2 separate regions of the Homo sapiens genome follow, and region 2 is linked to region 1. The links are chromatin loops, found by intact Hi-C in ENCODE. Cell type or tissue: gastrocnemius medialis. All regions are shown on one strand. Links, peaks and the distances in the headings refer to the core of each region. The heading gives the core; the rest is flanking DNA. Region 1 holds the start of LOC105375070 (a long non-coding RNA gene). Region 2 overlaps MRPS18A (mitochondrial ribosomal protein S18A).

Region 1 (8,845 bases), core at 603-8,602:
AGGACAATTACCTTTCTGCATCTCACTTGCCATCTCTGAAACAGGCACCATGATATCTATTTCACAGTGTTTCGTGTACATATGATCATGTCATCCTCCCCACACCAGACATTGGCAGTAGTGTCCCCATACTAGAGCTGAGAGTGCTGGTGCTCAGGGAAATGCAGATGGTTATAGGAGGATGACTGGCATGCAATAAGGGCCCGATAAAGGTTAGCTATTGTCGTCGTGATTTGGCACAAGGATGTAGGAAGAGAGGATTTGAAATCGGACAGAGCTGAGCTCTACTTTTGACATCAGTAGAGTTTTCTAGCTCTGTGACCTTGGGCAAGTTGCTGGATCTCTCTGGGGCTCATTGTCTTGCTCTGTAAAATGGACATGGCAACACCTACCTCCCAGGTGTTGATGTGGATTATATTAGACAATGAACACACAGTGATTGCCACTTAAAAGGGAAGGAGGGAAGAAGAGACCTGGAGTGAGGGGAAGAGTTCAGCTGGATGCTGGTAAAACCCACCCCCAGTCCCCTCTTAAGGGGCTCAATAAATATGGTACTTGTAGAATGAATGAATAAATGAACATTAGTCACCTCACCCTGTCAGGGTCCCCAAGAGCAGGGACAAATTCTCTCTGATTAGCCCGTGTGCTCCCTGATGGTGAGGGTATGACCTTGGGCCTTCTCCCTTGGGGAGAAAGGGATCTACGGATCCCTTTAGATGAACCATCTAAAATGCCGAGCCTTTTTGGGGATGGTTCATTCTCTTGGTGTGGCAACAGCCAGTGCAGAAACCCACAAGGAAAAATGGAAACAACTTTTCCTTTCCTTCTCGTAATGAGGTGCAGGCAGGGCACAGGGCCCTAAGCCCTGGGCACAGAGTCTCAGGCCTACAATTAATCCCTTCCCAGGATGTGGCCCCAGGCTCGGCTCCTGGCTGCATCCCCAGCATTGCTCTGTGCCCCACTCCCCAAGTCCTAGTGCTTACCCCCCATTCTGGGGACTGGGGAAGGGTACATTTTGCTGGCAAAGATTATGGGAGCCCAGGGAATGCCTTCTTGTTGAGGCCAGCGGGGCTCATCCCCTTTCCTTGTGACTGTGGTGACCCCAGCCACACCCTTGACACTGCCTAAGTCTCTGGCAGCCATAGTAAAAACCCAAATGGTGGTGCTGGTGGTGGGTGGAGGGCACGCAGTGGGGAAAGGGGGCAGAAGAGACATGGGGGTGAGGGGAAGGGCTCAGCTCGATGCTGGTAAAACCCTCCTCCAGGCCCCATGACTTCGGAGAAACTGCCTCTCTCCCACCCCGGCCCCCAGATGCCAGTGGTGTGCCGGCCGTTGGCGTTTGCTTCACAGGAAGTGTCCCTGGAGTCTTGCTTATCTTGAATGGGTGGCTGCTGGGAGGGGGCAAAGGAAGCCATTTCTTCCCTCGCCCACCATTACATGTCCACTCCAAAGGCTATCTCTTGCATCCCAGACCATCCTCTCTCCCTCTCTGAAGGTGGGAAGGAGGTATCCATGATCTGAGGACTACCTTCTAGGGGATGGGGGGTCCCAGAGCCCCTCATCTCTGTCTCACCCTCACCCTGGGTCAATACCAGGTACCTGGACATGAAGCTCTTCCTCAGTTTCTCCTGCTGTCTGTTAGTCCTGCATGGGCCTCAGGCCTCTCTGGTCAGCTGGCCTTCTGGGTCTGAGGAGGGAAGATCCTAGAAGTAAGTTGTCAGATGCAGCAAATAAAAACACGAGGTGCCCCATTAAATTTTCATTGTTTGTGTGAAATTCAAATTTAACTGGGCATCCCGTACTTTGTCTGGCAACCCTGCCTGGATGGAGTGGCTGGACCTCCCTCTTGCGAGTTCTCAGTTGCTTTGCTGCTCCCCTTCCTCCTCCCCAGCCTTCTCACTGCTTTGCTGCTGAGGTATCCAGTGTAGACATTGTGTGTGGGCCCTCGTTCTGGATTTGTCCTCACTTTCTGCCTGCAGCAGAGATCTGAAACAAATTAGGAGCTCTCTGAGGGCACAGGCAGTGTCTCCCCCATCAGACTGGGAGCCTCCTTTGGATTGAGTCCATGTGACCTTGTAGCCAGGCCACTCCCCTTTCTCCTTTTCATCGTGCTCTGGAGGACCTGGCGCTGACCCTCAAGGCTGACCTTTTCCACAGGCTTAGCATAGCCTTCACTGCTGCTACCTGCAGAAGCTCTGAGAGAGCCTCAGTAAACATCCGTCTCCTCCTCCCTGATGACCTGCCGGTGGGAATTCTCTTCCCCAGTCCTCATTCTGCAGGCAGCTATCTCCGAGTCCCTCAGGCTCTGGAAACTTCCAGTGGAAACAATTCTCTGGGAGCCAAGACCCCAGAGCTCTGGCTGGGGCTCTGTCACCAACCAGCCCTGTGACCTCAGGCAGCTCTTGGTTGTTCTCTGGGCCTCAGTGTCCCTACCTGTACAATGGCACTATATCTAGCTTGCTGACCTTGGGGTAGGGTTTCCAAAATGCACATTGTGATCTATGTGGGTCATGAAGTCGATTTAACAGCATGCAACCAGCATGATTCTTTTTCTTAAATAGGAAGAGAATAGGGCAGAAAATATTTAGTCTTGCATAGAGTAAGGGTAAGTATTGTTTCTTGAAACTTGTGTGGAGTGTGTGTGTGTGTGTGTGTGTACATGCGTTCTGGGTCATGAGGTAGGATATATTTTTCAGGGGGGTTGTGGTAAAACAAAAAAGTAAGGAAGTCAGTACTGGAAGCTGTGACAGAAGGGTGACGGTGGCAACTGGAGACCCGGACGTGGTCTCTGCTACTTCTCCACGTCACGGAGATGACAGGCCCACTTACAACCTCCTGTCTGGGGTTCTTCCTTGCTCTCTTGAGTAGTCTTCCTGCCCTGCCTCTGCTGAGCTCATGCCCCTCTCTACCCAGAGCCCAGGGCCCTCCCAGCTGAGAGCTCTCAGGAGCTAGTCTGGTTCCCTGGGCCACTCCAATAAGAGAAGAAGATTCTGGGATCCACAGCCTGGTGGTGTCCAGTCTGCCCAGCTGCCTCCGGCCTGGTTCTGCCTCACGGTAATAATACTGGATTGGGAAACTGAAGCTTGGGCCAAGTGGAGGAACATGGCTCCCTCCTAGCTTTCCCAATGCCCCGTACCCTGGGAGGGATACTCCTTAACCCCTTCCTGGGGCGGGGGAGGTGTTCTGGGGTCCAGGTGGGTGAAAAACGACAAATAGAGTGTGAGTGGCTGATGACCCTCAGCTTTGTGGCTCCTGCCAAATCTCTGATTTCTGGATCACACTGCCCTGTCTTTCCTCTAAGGAACCATATCTAGGTGTGAACCACATTAACCAGGAGAATTTGAGGATAAAACAGGTGGAATATGGGAGACACCTGGTGGTGATGGCTATTTAGATGGTTTCATCAGTACATGGGCCCCTCTCTGTGGGTGCTGTCATCCTGGGTCCAATTCACAGAGAAGAAACCAGGCTGAGAAGAACTGGCCTAGAGTTGGGTCATACTCAGTCAAGAGAGGAAGATTTGGGAAAAAAGGTGGGACTGAAAGCTCTTGACCTGTGGGAGAGTCAGGAAGAGAACAGCCCCATCCTCAGGGAGCCCCACTCTGAGGGAGACACAGCCCCGTCCTACGGGAGCCCCAGTCTGAGCGAGGTTTAGCCCCATCCTCAGGGAGCCCCAGTCTGAGGGGAGACGCAGCCCCGTCCTACGGGAGCCCCAGTCTGAGCGAGGTGCAGCCCCATCCTCAGGGAGCCCCAGTCTGAGGGGAGACGCAGTCCCGTCCTCAGGGAACCGCAGTCTGAGGGAGATGCAGCCCCGTCCTCAGGAAGCCCCAGTCTGAGGGAGACGCAGCCCTGTCCTCAGGAAGCCCCATTCTGAGGGAGATGCAGCCCCATCCTCAGGGAGCCCCAGTCTGAGGGGAGGCACAGCCCTGACTCAGGGAGCCCCAGTTTGAGGGGAGACACAGCAGTGTCTTTAGGGAGCCCAGTCTGAGGGGAGACACAGCAGTGTCTTTAGGGAGGTCCCTTTAGGAGTTCAACCCCTTGGTCCTTCTTCTGAGGTAGTGGGTTTTGTGGGGCACTGGAGGCCCAGAGTTGGCTGTTTGAGGAAGAGTCTTTCAGGGCATTGCCATTCTTTGTCATTCTTTACTGTAGCCAGAGGTGTGGTGTGATCTGAAGGGTCCCGGGCAGGTGTCCTCCTTCCCCTCCACTGTGCCCACCATCACCCTCCTAGTTCTTTCCCTTCAATCATTCACCGTAGTCTGTAATCACCATGCCCCACCTTAAATTAAGGTCTAGAAAGGATCTTGGAGACGTGTGAGTCCCAGATCAGAGGAGGGAACTGAGGCCCCAAAAGAGAAGGGGAGGAATCTTGTGTGAGGTCACCCAGGGAGTTAATAGCAGGGCCTAAATCTCAGAGCAGTGCTTTGGGCTTATGGAGAGACTCTGGGAGATGTGGGGCCACCCAGCACACATGTGAGCAGAGAGGCGCTGTGAAGGAGTGTGTGTGTGTGTGCGTGTGTGTGTGTGTGCAGGGGTGAGTGGGGTTAGGCGTCTGGGTCCCCTGTGAGCAGATGGGAGTTCATATGGGTGTCTGCTGCAAGGCGTCTGGCTATTTTCCTATGTCACAGTGTGGGGTGGAGCAGGGAGGGACAGGCCTGTAGCAGGGACATCAGACTGGTCTTATGAGTCCTGGCCCAGCCCTCTTGAGACCAAGGGCAGAGGGCGATGAGTCACAGATGACTCAGGTGCTGGAGGCCACAGCCACGCATGGCACGTGACAGCCAAGGAGGGCCAGGTCTATTTCTGGACCGGATAGACAGGTGACCCAGGAGGCTGACACTGAAATCTCTCTTCCTAGAGGATAGGAGGGATTCTATTCACAGACTCAGAGCCTGGGCCCCTGGGATGGGGCTGAAAAGACGGCCTGTGGGCTTACCTGTCCCTTGGAGCTTTGCTCCACTGGCTGGTTGAGCTGTTACTTCAGTGGGGCAGGGCTGTCCTGAGCCATCCCCATTCTCCTGAAGATGTGCGGTTAGGGTCACTCTCCACTGGGGATGAGTTCTCCCTGGCCCTTTGGATGCCAGCATCTAGCAGCAAAGCACCCCTGCCCTGCCTTGGTAATGCAGTGTCTGACCACAGACAGCCCCTCTTCTTTGTCTGAGGCAAGGGAGCCAAATCCTTGACCTGCCACTTGACCCCAAGGCCTAGGCCAGAAGATGAGGTAGTCTGGGGTGCAGACAGTGCCTTGGGTTCAAATCTCACCCTGAGACCTGGAGTTACATTGTTTCCTCTTGGGGCCTCAGTTCCATCCTCTGTACCCCGTGGGGGTTGTGCTTGAAGGCTCAGGGGTCCCCTCTAGCTGGCTCCTCATCAGGCCTTGAAGGCTGGGCTGACGGCGAGGCCTTGAAGCTGCCTCCTCTCTCTTGCCTATGTTTGAGGTGGGGGACTGGGGAGGGTTGGCTGAGGATAGAAAGTCCTGGCCTGGTAGGGGCATGCCTCAGGGTCCCCGGTCACCTGAAACACAGTGATGATTACAGGGTGAGCCTCTGGGACCAGACACTGTAATCTGCTGCCCTCCTTCCTGCCAAGGGCCTACTGCAGCATTTCCTTCTGCTTTTCACAACTGTTTTCTAAGAACCCCAGGAAGGCAGAGGCCTCATCTCTGAGGGGTGCGGCAGAAGACTAAAGAAGAGGGGAGGGAGAAAATGGAGATGGTGAGAGAGGAAGGGAGAGAGGATGAAAGGATGAGGGAAAGGAGATGCGTGAGGTGTGGTAGACATCAGAAGGCTTTTCCCTGGTTGACAGTTTGAGGAAGAGGAGGGGAAAGAAGAGTGGGTGGGGTCATTCTCTGCCTCTAAGCTCCCAGCTTAGGTGCTCCTCCTCAGAAAGACTGCCCTGACCTCATTACCTAAAGTAGCAGCCTCCTCCCCACCTCAGTCACTTTCTATCAATTGCTGCATTTAATGAGGAAGGGCTGAGTCAGCTCATGTCACTTTTTGGCTCAAATCCCCGCAGTGGCTCCTGGTCTTCCTCAGACTAAAGACCAAAGTCCTTACGATGGCCTTCAAGGTCCTACATGATTCCTTTCCAAGAACAGCAAGTGTGTTCTTCAAACACATCTGGCATACTCCTGACCCAGGGCCTTTGCACAGCTTTCCCCCTCTGCCTGGAATGTTCTTTCTCCAGATATCTGCAGGACTCACTCCCTTGCCTTCTTCAAGTCTTTGCTCAAACATCGCCTTCTCAATGAGGCCTGCCCTGGGCATCCTATTTAAAATGGCAATATTCTTCCTACACTCTCCAGCCCTCTTACCCTATACTCTTTTATCTTTTTTTCTAAACACTTACCACTCTTTAATGTTTTCACATTATAAAATGCATGTATTTATTAAGTGCATTGTGTACTTTCTGTCTCCCCTCACCTTGAATTTAAGTTTTACAAGAGTTGGTGTCTTTGTTTTATTCACTGATGTGTCCTAAGTCCCTGGAATAGGACCTGACACACAATAGATACTCAACTTGTGGAGCAAATGGCACCTGTCACTGTGGGTGATGATCTCTCTCTCTCCCTCTGTGTACACGCTCCCCACGCACCCATCGACCTCCCTGAGGATGCCTCACTCAGAATAGCAGTTCCATGAGAGCTGGGAACTGCCTATCTTGTTCATACTTGTGCTCTCAGCACGTGTCTGGCACAGAATAGGTACTCAGTAAATATGTGTTGGCTGGATGGAAGGGACCTGAAACAGAGGCCAGGGAGAGTGGGAAGACAGGCCAGTCACTGGCAACAGGCCCGTAATGAGAGGATTCTCGAGGAAGAGAATGGAAAGGTGTCCGCTGGTCATTATGAGGCCCCTAAGATCCTCCTATCTGAACAGAAGAGATGCTCCTTCAGATCTGTTACACATGTACACACGCACACAATCCAGGACCATCACACACCAGTATATAGAAGGAGAGAGCACTGGAAACTGCTGCCAGGTTGATGATGGCATCAGGCTTGACCACTAGGGGCTTCCTGGAGGAGGTGGCCTAGGGCTAGACCAGCACCGGAGCAAAAAAGTTCAGGACATCTCCAGTCAGAGGTAAAGAAGGATGAAGGAAAGAAAGAAGGGGATGTGGCAGAGGTCAGGGAAGGCCCAGGAGAGAGGCAGGGCTGACTGAGGCTAGGACTGAGACTGGGGCTCGTCAAGGTCAGAAGCCTTGGGTTTGGGGTCCAGTAGGACTACACAGGATACAGAGTTGGAGGAAAAGCCTGGATTTTCCCAACCAAAATCCCTAGAGGAAGGAATTTTCTGTGTCTTCCTCTGGGGTTTGCATTGACAGGCACAGGGCAGATGGTCAGTGTTGTCCTCTGATTGAGGGCGCCCAGCGGGAGTGCCGTGGCAGGATCTAATGCCCAAGTTCCCCTCAGAACGTGGCGCCGGGAATGTGATTCAGTGTATAATTCCAGCTGGTACTTTTTTCCCAATAAAAAGAAACGCCTTCATTCTCAAAGAAGATGATTATAAAAGAAAAAAAAAATCTCTTGACTTACAGAAAGAACCATGCCCAAATCTAGTGACCATGGTTCGCACAACATGAAAATCAGATGAGAGGGAGCACGAGTGAAAGAAGCTCAAACACAGGGCGTGAGGTGCCCCTGCCAGCCTCGGTCCCTGACCACACGGCCCCGCCTTTGGCTGGAGGGAGAGCCCTGGCTGTCAGCCGCACGGTGTGGAAAGCCCAGAAGGAAAGCAGTTTTGAAATTTTACTTGTGATTGATACACTTTTGGCCACGTTGGCTATTTTCAGAGCCTAGCTCCCCCATCCTCTGTCACAGACACCTTTGAGTTCTTTAAATGGCTGTATCTTTTGTTGTCATATGGACACATGGTCTTTATAGTACATTCAGACAGAACAGGTTTTGTGAGCAAAGGATATCGAGCTTTTTTCCCTGATATACAAATTGCAAGAGTTCGTTCTCCTCATAAGCCTGTTACTTTCTTATACCTGTGAACGGCACCTCCATCCCCACAGCTGCTCAAGCCCAAAGACGCATTCATAATCTGACCATCCCTTCGGGTGATCAAAGCCATCAGCAATCCCGGGGCCTGCTCTGCTTCAAAAATACTTCTGTCCTTGTTCCCCTCTTTCTACCATCTGGCTTCAGCTCCATGGCTTCTCCATTCCTCTCCAGCTTCTCCAATTCTTTTTCCTCCCAGCAGCCAGAAACCACTTTAATGCCACAGGAAGGATCATGCTACCTCTGTGCTTAAACCCTCCCTGCACACAAAATAAAGCCTGCCTTCATCGCCTGTCCACAAGGCCCGGCCTTGTCTGCCTCCTGACCATCTCTTCAGCCTCCTTGCAGGCCCCTCTCACCCTCTGCACACAATAATCTCTCCTTCCTTGAACATATCAGTGTTGTGTCCGCTTAGGGACTTCGTACTTGCTGTTCCCTCCTTCAGGAACATGCTGCCTCCACATCTTTGCATGGATACCTCCCCCTCACCTTTCAGGATTCTGTTCATATGTCACCTCCTCCAAGAGGCTTTCCTTGAACACCTCTCCCCTCCTCCCTTGCAATATAAATGGCATCCCCAAGTTGCTTGCATTCCACTCTTTTAATTTTCTTCATGGTATTTATCTCTAGCTAAAATTTATTTGTTTACAGATTGACTTTCTCTCTCTAGGATTTCAGGGGAGCAGGAACCTTGCCTGGGTGATTGTCGAGACTGTTGGCCCCATGACTAGTGCTTAGGGTTCAATAAATATTTGTTAAGCGAATGAATAAGTGAATGAATGAATGAATGAATGCTCTAACCCTGCCTTTGCTGAACTTCTAGAGATTGTGCAACCTCTCTTA
Region 2 (8,845 bases), core at 195-8,194, 120 kb before region 1:
GGAACACCCCAGCTCTAGCAAGAACCAAGTCTCTTTCCTAAACCAGCCCCTTCCTACCTCTCCTGAAGGGGCAGCAGGAGGAGCGACACAGCAGCAGACAAAGCATGGCTCCGCCAGGCCCCAGCGGAGCCTGGGCCCATGCATGGCAGCATTAAACGAGACTCCCCTGCAAGGGAATCCATTTCCTTCGTAGCCTGAACTCCCCCTCCCGCTCAGCGTGGCCTTTTGCAACCGACTAGCCCCCACACATCATCAATCCTGTGTCACGTTAAAGGATGCCGGATGTATGGGAGGGCGCCTGGCCTAGCTTCAAAGGCCTGAGGCAGGATGGATTGTGTCCTCAGGCCTGCTGCTGTCTCTTAAAAAGCCAGAGGGGGTGGGCTCAACCCCCAAATGGTCCATAGCATAGTTAGGGGACATAGGAAGAGGTTAGCATGTCCTGCTCCCCAAGAGCTGCTGGCAGATGGCTGAGCTAGCAATGTGGGGGGCACAGGTAGAGATGGGCACACAGCCAGGGTGCTGGCATGGTGTTGGTAAAGGTCCAGCTCTGACTTAGCCCCCAGGGACAGAGAGGCAGGGTACCAGGAAGAAGCCCTGCATTCCCACATCCCACACCCCCTACCCTCCATGCCTGAGTTCTGGTGGGGATCAGCCTAGGAGGTCTGCTGGGGGCTGAGGTGTTTGCTTTGCGTCAGTCATCTTTGATACCTTACAGAGAGCAATTCTATTAAAAAAGGACAAAAACTGCAATTACTTCCGCACCAACCTAATATGTTCCTCATTCCAGTCTGGGAACCACCAGCTGGACAGGAGGAAAGGGCCATTGGTAGGGAGAAGAACCCCCTCAAATCAATTCTACAGACCTGGCTCTACTCTCAACAAGGGGATACTAGAGATCTAAGACTATGTGAGTGTGCTGATGCCAGAGAGGAGGGAAGAAGGGAACTTGCAATGGGACAGCTGCTTGAATGTTAGACAAGAATCTGCTTCCACTCTACAGGGTCCTGCTTAGACTAGAAGGCAGACAAAGTGATTCCAAGGTCTGCAGGCCATCCTCTCCTTCTCTGTATGAACTCTGGGCCTCCTAGGCTGCCACATGGCGCTGTGTAGGTTGTTAACTACAACTCTGGGGAGCACTATTTGTGACCTAGTCTACATGGATGTTGCCCTGAAGTTGTCCAGTGTGCGACCTGCACAGCTGTATTCAGTGGCACTAACCCAGGAGGCCCTCCCATTTCTAAGGCCTTCTGTCCTCTAATAACCCCAGCGCTGGAGAGAGCTAGGATACTGAAAATTTGTAGTACTGACATCCCCATAGCCACCCAGTGTGATGTCATAGATGGGGGATTAGCACATTCTAATGCCCAATCAGCAGGCCTCTACCCTCCTTGCGCCTTTGCTAAGGGCCCTACAGGGGAGGAAAGAGGCTGAGGTTGGCAAAGAAGGCAACAGAAGAAGCGAAGACTGCAGCAGGGGTGGACTGATGGGGGTGGATGCTTAAGCTGGCAGGGAATGGAACAGACAGCCAAGGTGCACCCTAGTTTTCCTGAGCGCAGAACGCTCAGGTTGTTCACACCCAGGCTTGCTTACCGGTTGAGTTGGGGTTTGCTCTTCGGAACAACTCCTTCAGGAAGCCGAGGCCTGTGATTTGGTAATAGACCTGAGTGGCGGGGAAGAGGGGATAGTCTTTGCAGCTCCCTCTGCAGCTCTGAGGGGGCCAGAGGGAAAGCCCAAGGGAGCGGGAAGGTTGGCATTGGGTGGTGAGTATAATTAACACTCCGGATATCCACTTTTCTTCCAGGAGGGGCTGAAACATGGGGCAGCTGGGTGGGGAGAGAGTGCCTGCAGCCCTCTGCCCCTCTTGGTCCCCAGGGCCTTCTACCTGCTCGGTGGGCCATCTTCACACACTCCTCGATCTTGCGGTGTTCTTCCTGGCATAGGCCTGTGATCTTTCGGGGCAGCATGCCTCCATGAGGCCGGATGAACTGGCTAAGCAGCAGAACATCCTAGTGGAAACCGAAAATAGGGGATGAGGGTCAGCTGGGCTTGCTTTTGATGCCGGGAAGCTAGGGCTTCATGGTCTACAGGGGAGGCTGATATCTCCTGGGAACCTAGCTGAGATCACTTCCTCCACACAGAGCTTTGCACATGGGTCTGCTACCTTCACCCAACAAAGGTTAATCCCAACTTAGTAAGATTTTCTGTACCCCATTATCAACCCCAAGAGCTCCCAGCTTCTCTATGAGATTTTTTTTTTTTTGAGGCAAGGGCTCACTCTGTTGCCCAGGCTGGAGTGCAGTGGCGCAATCTCGGGTCACTGCAATCTCTGCCTCCCAATCTCTTGCTCAAGTGATCCTCCCACCTCAGCCTCCTGAGTAGCTGGGACTATAGGTGCGTGCCACCATGCCTGGCTAATTTTTGTAGAGATGGGGTCTCGCTATGTTGCCCAGGTTGGTCTTGAACTCCTGGGCTCAAGCAATCTGCCTGCCTCGGCCTCCCAGAGTTCTGGGATTGCAGGTGTGCGCCCCTACACCCAGCCTCCTGAGATCATCTTCTGATAGACTAGGTTAGAGAACAGAAACTCTTCAAGAAGGGTCACCAATCTTTTATGTACCTGAAGCATCTTTCTTGGACAAAATGTCTGCTCAGATAGGGTTAGGAGACATGCCATATGTTTCCACACAAGAGGAAAAACCTGTAACATTTTAGACCTCAAAGTCTATATACCACAAGCCAGAGTATATGCAAACAGCCCCTCCACCTCCTGCCATTCCCTCTGAAGTGCGAGGAAGGCATAAAAGCCAAGGAGGAAGGAACCAGGGTTGTGAAGTTTAATCTCACATGATCTAGGCCCCCTGTGACCAGATCTGAGTGGATTCTTGGGCCTCCTTCGGACCATCACATGCCCACCAGGCTGCCTGGGACAGGTCAAAGGAATAGATAAGCAGAGCCAGAATCAAGACAAGGGACCACCTCCCTGCCAGGTCTAAAATGTTACCATTCCCAGACTGCTTGAGCCCAGGAGTTCGAGACCAGCCTGAGCAACACAGCAAGACCCCGCTGTCATAGAATGGCTTAAGGGGTTAAAGAAAACTCACCATTCCCCTCCCTGCAAGGGCCTGGCATGCCAATCTTAGCAGTCAAGTTCCACAAACCAACTTGCTGCCCTGGCAGGCGCCTTGCTGCATAACTGCAGATTTGTTTTAATCACTGGACAGTTCCTGAGGGACCCAGGCCTTCAATTCCCACCCCTGTACTTTTCAGAATCTGATGAAAAGAACTTGGATTGGATTAATCCAGGGCTAATCAACTGGGCTGGAGGCCCCAGCCCTCCACCCTAGGCTGCCAAGCAAGCTAACAGCTTTGTGCAGCTCAGGATAATGGTGCTCTGAGTGGAAAGGGGTAAGAGGAAAAACAACTTTAGCCTTTACCTCAGCCGGGATTAGATTTCTTCTGCTGGAGAGAGCCAAGTATGTTTCCTGGAAAAGGCTGGTAGGAAGAGTGCCCTACAGTGGTTGGGCGGGTGTGGGGTTTGCTTTTCTATCAGCAGCTGAGGTTCCAAGGATGCCCACAACCCCACTAACTTCCGCATGGTGAGCGGCTGGGAACACTGCCCCTTGCCTGTGTGCTTGCTTCCTGTTACTCCAGGCGGCCATCAGGAGAAGGGCCCCAGGACAGAAAGAACCCCCCCAACCCTCAGGGTGGCCTCAAGCCAAGGCTTCCAGCCCACGAGATTAGTTGGGTCACTCTGTTCAGATCCCATGGGCATGTGGCTTCTCCTGCTCTTATCACCTGACCAGGATCTCTGCCTTTAGTCATCCTATTCCACAAAGGGGCACAGGGACAACCTGCAGGTCAAACTGGCCCAGAGCCTGAATCACCTGAAACCCAAAAATAGGGTGTTTCATGTCACCTGTGAGAGCTCTGAAGAACAAGTAAGGATTTCTCCAGGGCTGTGTCCTTAGTCCCACGCCCTCCCCATCTCTGGGGAGGAGGTAGTGTAGTCATTAGGAGCATGGGATCTGCCTGGGCTTTCGTCCCTGGAGTTTGTATCCCAGCTCTGATACTGGCTGGGGGATCTGAGGCAAGTTCACAAACGTCTCCATGTCTCAAATTTCCTCATCTATAAAATGAGGATGAAACTAGTACCTACTTCATAGGGTTACTGTGAAAACTAAGTGAATTAAAACAGGTAAGTACTCAGTGCCCGACAGAGTATGCACTCAATGTTAGCTGTTGTTATTATTCACTACTGTCTTTTTTCCCTGGAAACGACTGCACTAGAAGAGCTTGAGCAATCAGGTATCTTTATAGCTCCAATACAGAACGACAAGGTAATGTGTTCCCAGATCACAGTGAGAACCAAGAGCCTGTTCAAATACACCCTCATCATAAAAGAGGAAAGCCAAACCCAGATCATGATTCCATCCCACAAGAGTACAACCCCGGCGAGCTGAGTTAAGGGCCCTAGTGGTCTGAGGCACGACCAGACCACAAACTCAATCAGTGGCTCTCAACCCTGGTTGCACATTAGAACCACGGGAGAGCATTGAAAAAATGCTCAGGCCCCACCCCCCGAGGCTGATTCCACACTGTGACCTCAGTCTCCTAGGCTACCGAAGATGGTGATGGGTCTTCTTCAGAGGGAGAGCTGCGGTGAATGAGACCACATCTATGAAGTGGCTTGGGAGGACCTGGTGGAGCCCATGCATCATTATTTTTTAAAAGCTCCCCAGGTGATTCTAATGTGCAGCCAGGGTTGAGAACAACTGGACAAAATGCTCCCATCTCTGGTGGTTCCATGAAATGCAGCAGTAGCTACAGCGGGGACATGCTGCTCCAGTTAACCAGGGAATCTGAGAACTTCATGACACACAGAACCGAGTGTCTCTGTACCCAGACTCACGTCATAGTTATACTTGTGCTTCAGGTTCCAACGGCAGATGGGGCACTGGCCAGAGGGGTTAGGAGGATTTGGACTCTCCTTGGGAGTCGCTGTGATACGGCCTTCAATCTAGGAGACAGAGAAAGTGAGCCAGTGTGAGAGACAGGACCTGCGTGGAGCCACATTATCTTTGCACAAACCCCAAAATGATGGTAATGCTGGTGAAAGTTTACCTTGGGGGTTCTTGTGGGAGTAGCTAAGAGGTTTCTCTGCCTGAACTGTGGTGTTTATTCTGTAGTTGCCGTATGCTAGGCCTTGAGATAGCTACAGGGATGTGGTTTGGTGGCCTACAGGGGTAATGGAAACCATCTGAACTTAATACCAGTGTCAAGAGGGAGAGAGGGGTTTGCTCTATCAATTGAATGCTACCTTTCCGTCCTCGAAAAAAACAAAGGCACCAGAACACTATACTTTTTCCCCTCCTTGGCTTTTGGGGGAAAGTAATACATGCACATGGTAAAAAGTTTTAAGTGGCACAGGGATATAGAGTCCAAAGAAAGCCTCCCTCCCATCCCACATGTCCTCCTAGCGGGAAACTGCAGTTCCCAGCTTTATCTTACAGAGCTAAGGCTATGCCAATGGGTCTCAACCAGAGGTGATTTTGCTCCCCAGGGGACATCTGGCAATGTCTGGAGACATTTTTAATTGTCACGACTGGGGGAGGGAGTGCTACTGCATCTAGCAGGGATGTTCTAACCATCCTCCACTGCACAGGACAGCCCTCACAACAAAGAATTACTCAGCCCCAAATGCCAGGAATAGCAAGGCTGAAAAAACCCGGGCTGTGCCATATAAGCAGATATGCGTGCACTCGTTCTCTCTTTACAAAAGAAAGAAAAAACTAACACGATACAGATGGGAGGATACATTTCTCTGTCATGCTCCTTGCTTTTATCATTTTGGATGCCACCTTTTAAACCCTGCTGAGGCCAAGTGCGAAATGACCTCCCTATCGCTGCCGTATCCTGTGATACAGCCTTGGAATTACTAAGCGCAATAAACCAACGACCTGGGAATTAGCTCCAATTGCAAGAGGGGAGTTTAGAAAGCCTGGCTGACTGAGGCTGTGGGTTATGAGAGTGAGGCTGGGACGGGTCTGAGAGGCTTTGGGAGGGAAGCAACACTGTCTCCTGGGGGAGAAGTGGCACAGGGGAAAGGGGCTGGAAGTACTACTTGGCTGTGCAGGGCACTGCTACCCTCCTTCTGCCATGGCAATCACAACTATACCAGAAACTGAGATGTTAGAGAAAATTCGCAAGTACACGGTAGGCCTTGGGAGGCAGGTTGCAGTGGGTTGGGGGTTGGGGGTGGGGAGAGCTAACATTTATTGACTCCCCATTATATGTGTGGCTCAGTGCTAAGAATGGTTCACATATATTAGTTCACTTAACCTCCAGAATCTAGTGAGGTAGGTGTCTGATCTTATTTCATAGGGGAGAGAATAATATCCAGTCAGCCATGGCCATGCCGCTAAAGGCATGGATGGGCTCTTCCCTCCCCTGAGGGCTCTCATAGGCCACAATGCCTCCACATCTATTCTACAAACAGCAGACTCATGCCCCACATGAAAAACACTCTTTATACTCAAAAGTCAGATGTATTTCTCTCCTCCAGCATGGAGTTGATAGAGTGAATGCTTGTTTTGGCTTTGAATCAAGGAGCCTAAAAGGTACCCTAAGGGGATTGGGGGGGGTCCCCTAAAAAGAACTGTTTTGAGGCTAAGTAGTGGAAAGGCAGAGGGAGCATTCTAGGGGGAGACCCAATGGACTTGTCCTGGGAATAAGACTGCCTTGGGGAGGATTGAGCTTGGCTGGCTACCTAAAGGGTTAAATATCTGGTTGACATGGAAGTTACAGAGGCCTCTGGGAGCTCTGTGCAGTGACTGAGGATTTCTTGGAGGCATAGAAGGCCATGTGAAAACAGCGTTGTTGTCTTTTAAGGATTATAGGATAATCTAGGCCCCATGACTCCCCAAGGAAGGGAGGTGGGATGGGCCCAGGGAGGGAAACGGGGGAGTGGGTAGATGAAGTATTGTTCCAACTTTCTTACCAACAGACAAACCAGGGCGCCAGCTAGTGAGGCCAGGGCCGGGAGAATGTCACTTTTTAAATGCATCATTTAAGGAGCAGTTTAGCCATTCTAGGCAGAAAAGAAAGGAACTGAGGTCCAGGCTCTTGGCTCTGGGTCAACTTACTCTGGCTCTCTAGGCGTGCAACAATGCCTTAGTTTCCCCTTTGGGAAAATGATTCAACACCCGCCAAAGAGCTTATCAGCAAAGGCCTCTGAGACCTTGCTACACAAAAGGCCACTTTCATCAAATAGCAGATACCTCAGCCCAGGCACAGCAACTGTTCCTGATTAACCACACTATAGCACACAGCTTGAAAAATAGTAGGCTGTGGGATTTATGGTCATTGAGGGAGCTGATCCTGGAGCTGGGCGTCCAGTTTGGGCCCCTCCCTCCCTCAGAGGAGCGGCCAGGCAGCTCCAAGCGTTAAAGAGGTTATACATGGCCAACTCAACGATACTTACTATAGTTGTCTTCCCTTCTTGGGTCTCCACCACTACGGAGATAAAGGGGGAAACATTAGGTCAGCCATTTAATAAGGAACAGAGAGTTTCAAATAACAGCTCAAATTCTACACATCTGGAAAAAAGCAGCCTTCCATCTGTACTCTCTCATGGTCTCCACCTAGAACAGAAAGCATGCAGGGTTCACCCCACTAGTGCCAAGGCTCTATGCCCTTGAGGCGGGGTGGGGGCAAGCCCAGGATACCCAGGTAGCATCACCTCTCTGGTATGGGATTAAGGAGTTCCGCACTGTTTTTGCCTTTCTATGCAAAGATTTATCTTGGTTCTATCCAAAGGAATTGGTCAGATCCTGTCCTACGGTGGCTAGCAATAAAAGAGGGTGGGGTAGTGGTATCTAAAAGACCTTCAAAAGTACGCAGGCGGTGTGTGTTCCTGCACAAAGAGAATCAGATAAGAATGGTTTCTGCTCTGAAGAGTTTACAATGTAAGATATAGCACTGAACTAACACTATTCCAGTGGCACCCCAGTGAATGAGCAAAAAGACAAGTTCACTCCTAGAACACATCCTGGGAGTCTTGAGTGAAATCCTCTTCTCCCTGCAGGGTTGCATTTTATTATCTATACTGGAGAGTGTTGATGGATGCGGTAGGAATAAGGAGCATGAAGATACTGGGTCCAAGAAGAATTTCAAGTACTGCCATTCCAAACAGAGAGGGACACCCTCAGTGCTTTGCCTATTTAGGTGAGGCAGTCAGAAGAGAATCTGAAGGCAAGACAATCAGTTGCACACGTCTGTCAGGCTGAATACATTTCCTATCTTACCTAACCAAGATGCAGAATGAGCCAATAGCCCACATTCAGCTAATATAATCAAATAGTTCTTGGAGATACTCCCGTGTTGACACAGTTTCTTTAGAAAGATAGAAGCCAGACTGGGTACAGTGGCTCACGCCTGTAATCCCAGCACTTTGGGAGGCTGAGGCGGGAAGAAATACTTGAGCTCAGGAGTTAAGGAGACCAGCCTGCGCAATGTGGCAAAATCCTACAAAAATCACTAAAATTAGCCAGGCATGGTGGCATGCACTTGTAATCCCAGCTACTTGGGAAGGTGATGTGGGAGGACTGCTTGAGCCCAGGAGGTTGAGGCTGCAGCGAGCCATGATCATGCCACTGCATTCCAGCCTGAGGGACAGAGCGAGACCCCATCTCAAATAAACAAACAAACACCAATAAAAAGAGAAGGGACCATCTAACTAAAAAGGCAATTGTAACCCAACCAGAGGCCCATGGCAGCATCTGTGATCACTGAGCTCTGTGACCAACACCTAATTGGACACAGACTGCTTGGAATTGTCCCTCATTTGTCT

The links. A loop is a pair of places that touch in the nucleus more often than their neighbours do. Peaks named below come from ENCODE experiments on the same cell type or tissue, not always from the same donor. Only the 100,000 strongest peaks of a DNase experiment are listed, where the experiment ranks them.
Region 2: a loop joins it to region 1, with 7 times the contacts of the local background. A loop is called at or near these places in 2 of 110 quality-filtered maps.

The regions. Positions count from the first base shown.
Region 1 is chr6:43,794,297-43,803,141 of GRCh38, forward strand. LOC105375070 (a long non-coding RNA gene) reads left to right here and starts at 2,863. Exons shown (of 3, transcript XR_007059588.1): 1 at 2,863-3,054. RefSeq lists enhancers at 4,768-4,907, 4,966-5,550, 5,668-5,717. In gastrocnemius medialis, for the core only: no CTCF peak of the experiment used is centred there; DNase peaks (open chromatin) are centred at 3,057, 3,745, 4,705, 5,972 and 2 weaker places; H3K27ac peaks cover 4,924 bases.
Region 2 is chr6:43,673,612-43,682,456 of GRCh38, forward strand. It overlaps MRPS18A (mitochondrial ribosomal protein S18A), which reads right to left. Exons shown (of 6, transcript NM_018135.4): 2 at 7,478-7,509; 3 at 4,907-5,014; 4 at 1,883-2,006; 5 at 1,591-1,660. Among named protein-coding and RNA genes, the nearest start is that of MRPS18A, 9.8 kb to the right of the region's middle. In gastrocnemius medialis, for the core only: no CTCF peak of the experiment used is centred there; DNase peaks (open chromatin) are centred at 3,860 and 4,890; H3K4me3 peaks cover 1,181 bases; H3K27ac peaks cover 8,000 bases.